2 separate regions of the Homo sapiens genome follow, and region 1 is linked to region 2. A link is an interaction called in ENCODE POLR2A ChIA-PET data of the cell type or tissue named here. Cell type or tissue: HCT116. All regions are shown on one strand. Links, peaks and the distances in the headings refer to the core of each region. The heading gives the core; the rest is flanking DNA. Region 1 overlaps PHLDB2 (pleckstrin homology like domain family B member 2). Region 2 overlaps TMPRSS7 (transmembrane serine protease 7).

Region 1 (2,933 bases), core at 241-2,740, 140 kb after region 2:
TTGTACTCTTTCTACACTGCTGTCTGGTAACCTGGGTGTCCTTGATGTTTCCTGCCTCTAAAGGATGCAGAGTCTTACCTCTCTTGCAACAACAGATGCTGCACTAAGCTTCAGAGGCCTCCTATTCCACAATTACACGCTTGAGCAATTAAAAACATCTGCCAAGATCTGCTCGTGTACGCACCAACAGCATTCTTGTCATAGCCCTCTCCAGGAGGAAACCTGTCTCCCAAAAGATAGTCTTTAGAGACAGCACACAGCTTAATGTTTTTAACAAAAAACTGGCAGATCTCCATAAAGGAAGATATGTGAAAAGATTTAAGATCAAAAGGAAGCAAAGGGTTTCTAAGGAAGCCCAATGGCTGATGACAACAGCTCAACTTTTCAAGTGATGGGTCATTTACTGTGCCTGAACAACAACTTTTGATTCCCCCTGCCCCTACTTTCTTCCCTATCCTGGTTTCTAATCATTGCAACTCTCTGCCCACAGAAACAGATGTCCTGTTCAGAATTAGTCTCCATTGAGAATTAGTAAGGTAAACATGGTCACTATAGCAAAAAGAAGGGATGGGTAGGGCTCAGTGGCGCACCCTTGTCATCCCAGCACTTTGGGAGGCCGAGGCAGGCAGATCACTTGAGGTCAGGAGTTCGAGACTGGCCTAGCCAACAGGGTGAAACCTTGTCTCTACTAAAAATACAAAAATTAGCCAGGCATGGTGGCGTGTGCCTGTAGTCACCGCTACTCGGGAGGCTGAGGCAGGAGATTCGCTTGAACCCGGAAGGCAGAGGTTGCAGTGAGCCTAGATTGCACCACTGCACTCCAGCCTGGGTGACAGAGCAAGACTCTGTCTCAAAAAAAAAGAAAGAAAGAAAAAAGAAGGGATTGATGTCCAACATGTATTCAACAGTCCGAAGTCCTGATGTGTATCATGGAAAAACTCACTAGGTAGATAATGATTTCTGACTAGGAACATTCAGTGTAAAAGTCTTGCTGTAGCTAAACAAACACGCAAACTCCCCTGAATAATGCCCATGTGATAAATTACTGCCAGAATTTAGTACCATGACAATATCTTCCTCTTAAAGAGTCAATGTGTCCTTCTCTTATAACAAAAGATTAACTAAAGAATCTCACAGTTGAACTTAATAGTAAGCATCAATTAAGCAAATCAATACATTAATCCTACTTATTCCTAAATAAGTAAATCTACCTTGTGAATATCATATCTGCTTTTTCCTCCTATTTACTATTTTTGTTATTCTAATTTTAGTCCAATAAAATTTATATCTTTCATTGTAAGCTCCTTCAAATCATTTTTGGAGAAATTTAAAACCTAAATTGTTGTAGAAAAAAATTCTTAACCTGTGTGAAAAAAACGTAATAACAAAAGATTTTGGGGTTCTAAGTCCTGTACAAAAAGAAAAAGAAAAAAAAATTTAAAAGATTTTTCCTTAAACTCCATTTAACAAATCCTCAAAAGGATGACAATTTTAAACCAACATACAACCAGAAGACTAAATAGTACTTATGAGTACCAATAAATCTTAAACTCCTATATGCCGAAAAAATACAAATAAAGTCAAAATAAAGACTAGTTATGATAAAAGGCTCATCTGCTTACCACAAACAGCTCTTACTACTCAGTAAAACACAAGAAAAATAAAACAATTAAAAAAATGGGTGAAGAACATGAATAAGTGGGTCAAAAAATACAAATAATAACTAAAAATATGGAAAGATCCCCAACTTGATGTATAATTAAAGAAAAGCAAATTAAACTTCTATCAATTTGGCTAATTGAAAAATTTTGACAATATGCAACCTTGGCAAGTGTATGGAGAACACTTGTGTTTATATGCACATATAAACTTAGTCAAAGTGTCACCTGGATATATAGACTCTTTTTTTAATATGGTCTTTTAGAAGTACGATTTGGAAATATTGAGTAAAGTGAAAAATACACAAACTCTTTGACCCAGCAATTCCACTTTTAGTAAGTGATCCCACAGACACATTTGCAGAATTGTGCAAATATATATATGCTACAATATTTGCGCATATGGATTTTATTAGCAAAAAAAAAAAAACCCTGAAAATAAACGGTAGTTGCAAACAAAAGAAGAGCAATTGGTCATTAAAAAGAATGAGGTAGAGCTATGTATACTAATATGCAAAGATACCCAAGGCATTTAGTGAGGGAAAAAAAGTACAGAACACTATGTGTGTGTCTGTCTGTCTATGCCTATAACAGATAGCCATATATACACAGAAAATATTAGGAAGGCAGGTAAGACAATTTTAGCACCAGTTTTACACCTGCTTATCACTCAGGTGTACAACCTGAAAGGGTGCAGGGAGAAGAGAAATGTGCTTTCTTTCTACTCTTCTGTGCTGCTACAATTTTTACAGTGCAAATTTGTTACTTTACAGTAAACACCCTAATTTGCTGCACCTCGCTCAGCTAATGACCTCTTAAATTGAAATTTCACTGAAAACATCCTGGATAATTAGCATGATAAAATCATCAGTTTTCATGCCAAAGCATATGCACAGCCCTAGACCTTAAATCCTAGTATCTTTGCTGGGCCAACATTACCTTTGGTAGGATACTTAGATAAGAGGACTCGCTGGAAGCTTTCGGAAAGGTGGAGGATGGTGGTGGAGGAGTCCGGGTGAGGTCACTGAGTAGTTCATCATTCCTGGTGCTCCTGGGGGTAAAGAAGCTGGCACTGCTCTGACTGAGACTCCCACAGCTTGCCAAGTCTGCATCAGGGAGGGAGTCTTTCCGGTGGCACCTGTATCTTGTGTCAGGGCTCATGAGGGCTTCCTCAAACACAGACTCCTCATCAGAGAGCTGCAGCTTCTCAAGCTCCTTGTTGATTTTCTGCACATCTTCCACGGTGGTCCCAGTAGATAAGCGACTGTCAGGCTT
Region 2 (2,933 bases), core at 238-2,737:
ACTGTCTTTTTCTGCTATCACACAAGCTCAAGAAGGTAAATCTGCTTTGTGGAGAGACTGAAGAAATGGAGATTTGTTTCCTTTCCCTCTTCCTTCCCTAACCCTTTCTTTCATCTCCTCTTTTCCTCTCCTCCTCAGACTTGCTGCTTATCTGAGGCCCTGCATTTCTGCTGCCCTGAAGCCTTGAGAACCTGGCAGTGAGCAAGGGTCCAGCACCTTTATCTCTTAATTACTTTGGAAATATTTGTAATAATGATTTTTTTTTAAATTTAAGGACACATGCCATCAGGGTATTGACACCAACTTACAGGTTTGGGTAGAGTAATGAAATTATTTTAACTATTTAACTATTATGACTATGCACAAAAAAAAAATATGCATCAAGCACCCTCCTGCCTCAGAGTCCCTGGCTCAGCTGTTCTCTTTGCTTGCAACATTCTTATCCTGGTATTCACAAGGTTAGTTCCGTCATCTTTCAGGTTTATCCGCAAATGTCCCCTTGTCAGCAAGACTTTCCCTGATCATCCTATTTAAGATAACAAACACCTAACTTGTTATGCTTCACACCTCCCACCCCCAACTCAGGCTATAGAGCCCCCTTCCCTGCTTTATTTTTCTCCATAGCATTTTATCATTACGAGACATATTACGCGTATTTAACTTGTTTGTTTATTACTTGCCTTCCCCTACTGGAAGGTAAGCTCCATGAGAGCAGGGCTGCTGCTCTGTGTTTGTGTCTGATTTCGTGGATCCCCAGTATCTGGAATCGTGCCTGAGTGCCTGGCCCATAGTAGTCATTCAATAATATGTTGAATAAACGCAAACAACATACTGCTTGCCACTTACATCTAATTCATCTAATTGCTATGCCACACAATAATGAGTCTATACGTATATCCTGAATGAACAGAGGTGACACTTTGCCCTGTCTCCATGTGATATTATAGGTGGAGAAAGAAAAAGCAGTTTACTAAGATTTTTTTTAAAAAAGCATAAATGCCCTATCTAGCACCAGAGGGAGAGATAGATAGATAGGTAATAGAGATAGATAGATAGATAGATAGATAGATGATAGATAGATAGATAGATAGATAGATAGATAGATAGATAGATGATAGAGATAGATAGATAATAGAGATAGATAATAGAGATAGATATAGATAGATAGATACATAGATAGATAGATAGATAGATAGATAGATAGATAGATAGATAGATAGATATTTCGTATACATTTGCACTCTGGTTTGCTTATACAACTGAAATATAATAGAGTTGTCCCTTAGTATCTGTGGAGGATTGGTTCCAGGAACCCTACAGATACCAAAATTCTCAGATACTGAAGTATATTATATAAAATTGTGTAGTATTTGCGTGTAATCTATGCACATCCTCTATATACTTTAAATCATCTCTAGATTACTTATAATACCTAATACAATTATATTCTATATAAATAGTTGTTATATTGTATTGTTTTTTATTTGTGTTATTGTTTATTGTTGTATTTTATTGTGTCTGTTTGTAAAATGTTTTGATCTGTGATTGGTTTAATCCACGGATGCCAAACCTGCAGATACAGAGGGCTGACTGTATTGCCTAATCCAATTTATTATTTTATTATTATTCCTATTACAATGCTGGTGATTAAGTAATTAAAAATTGATAAATGTGCTCTATCATAATACAATAATTGAACCTTCAATAATGCCTTTGCATTTTCAATACCAACAAAATAAATTTGAGAAAAAGGCCCCAGTCTGCTAAGAGTAGTTAATTTGTGGGCAGAGGGTTGAAATTACAGAAAAGTGTTGCATTCTAAATAATATATTTCAATAATACTGAAATTTTATAAAATTAAGCAATATTCTTTTGTAATTAAAAAATGAATGAAATTCATGCTATTAAAAATAGAGCAGTAATATTTTTCTAAGACACTGGTAGAACTAGGCTACCTGAAATTTCCAGGTACACTTGCATTTTGGAGGATAGTAGCTCGGGTAATATGGGCTTGAAATTTTCCCTTCAAAGCCAGTGATGTCTTTGACCAACACTGTGTTTTCACACTCTGGAAAAGATACCCAGTGACACACAATGATTTGCAGCTGTGAGATTATGGAAAATACACTTCATACATTTCTTTAATTACTAAGGCACACTTCCTTGATCGACAAGCTTTATACATTTCTTAAACTTTGGGTTTTTTTTTTTTTTTTCAGAAGAAAGGAATGCCACCCTACAGATGTATAGCTAAAATGCTTATTCTCTAATTCTATATTTGTTTTCACATCATATGTTTTGGCTGCAGATCTGCAAGATGCTATTACTCTCTTTAAAAACATAGTTCTGAACTCAGAGACACCAGCAGCAGCTGAACAGCAATCCCTCCTCAGAGGCCTGAGTTCCATCTCTCATATTCCCTCCTCTAAGCTCTAAACTGTAATAATCTCAACCTCTTTCCTTTGTTCACCCAGCCTTAGGGATGATAGTTACTTTCTGCACATGTTACATCCATGATACATTTCTCTTCTTGTCCTTTTTGCCTTTTGAGTAACCTTATTGACACCTTTATATGAAGTTAATAGTTCTTACAGAATTCATTCTGTCTAAATAACTAATATGGTCTCTCTCTTCTGACTGGACCTTTATTCAGAGTCCCAGACTAATACAATGAATATTACAACACAGCTTCCAGAAAGATAAGAATAGCCTATCATTACAAATATTTCTAAAAGTGACTTCTCCATAATTGGGGAAGACTTACTTTGTTCTGGAATGACCTCAAAATATGCCCGGATTCCTGAGAGCCTCCGTATATGAGGAGACTTAAATGTCACCAACATGAGATTATTTGTAGAAACAAATGACATTAATGTTCTTGTGGGTTCACAAATTCTGAAAGCAGATAATAAAACAAAAGTACATGAATAATA

Evidence for each region. ChIA-PET counts read pairs that join two places held together with the same protein. Peaks named below come from ENCODE experiments on the same cell type or tissue, not always from the same donor. Only the 100,000 strongest peaks of a DNase experiment are listed, where the experiment ranks them.
Region 1: POLR2A ChIA-PET joins it to region 2 with 5 read pairs; 2 of 35 experiments call an interaction of 5 or more read pairs at or near these places.

Annotation. Positions count from the first base shown.
Region 1 is chr3:111,913,367-111,916,299 of GRCh38, reverse strand. It overlaps PHLDB2 (pleckstrin homology like domain family B member 2), which reads right to left. Exons shown (of 18, transcript NM_001134438.2): 3 at 2,598-2,933. Among named protein-coding and RNA genes, the nearest start is that of PHLDB2, 56 kb to the right of the region's middle. In HCT116, for the core only: no CTCF peak of the experiment used is centred there; no DNase peak of the experiment used is centred there; H3K27ac peaks cover 2,500 bases.
Region 2 is chr3:112,049,806-112,052,738 of GRCh38, reverse strand. It overlaps TMPRSS7 (transmembrane serine protease 7), which reads right to left. Exons shown (of 18, transcript NM_001395507.1): 8 at 2,765-2,895; 9 at 1,956-2,068. Among named protein-coding and RNA genes, the nearest start is that of TMPRSS7, 17 kb to the right of the region's middle. In HCT116, for the core only: no CTCF peak of the experiment used is centred there; no DNase peak of the experiment used is centred there.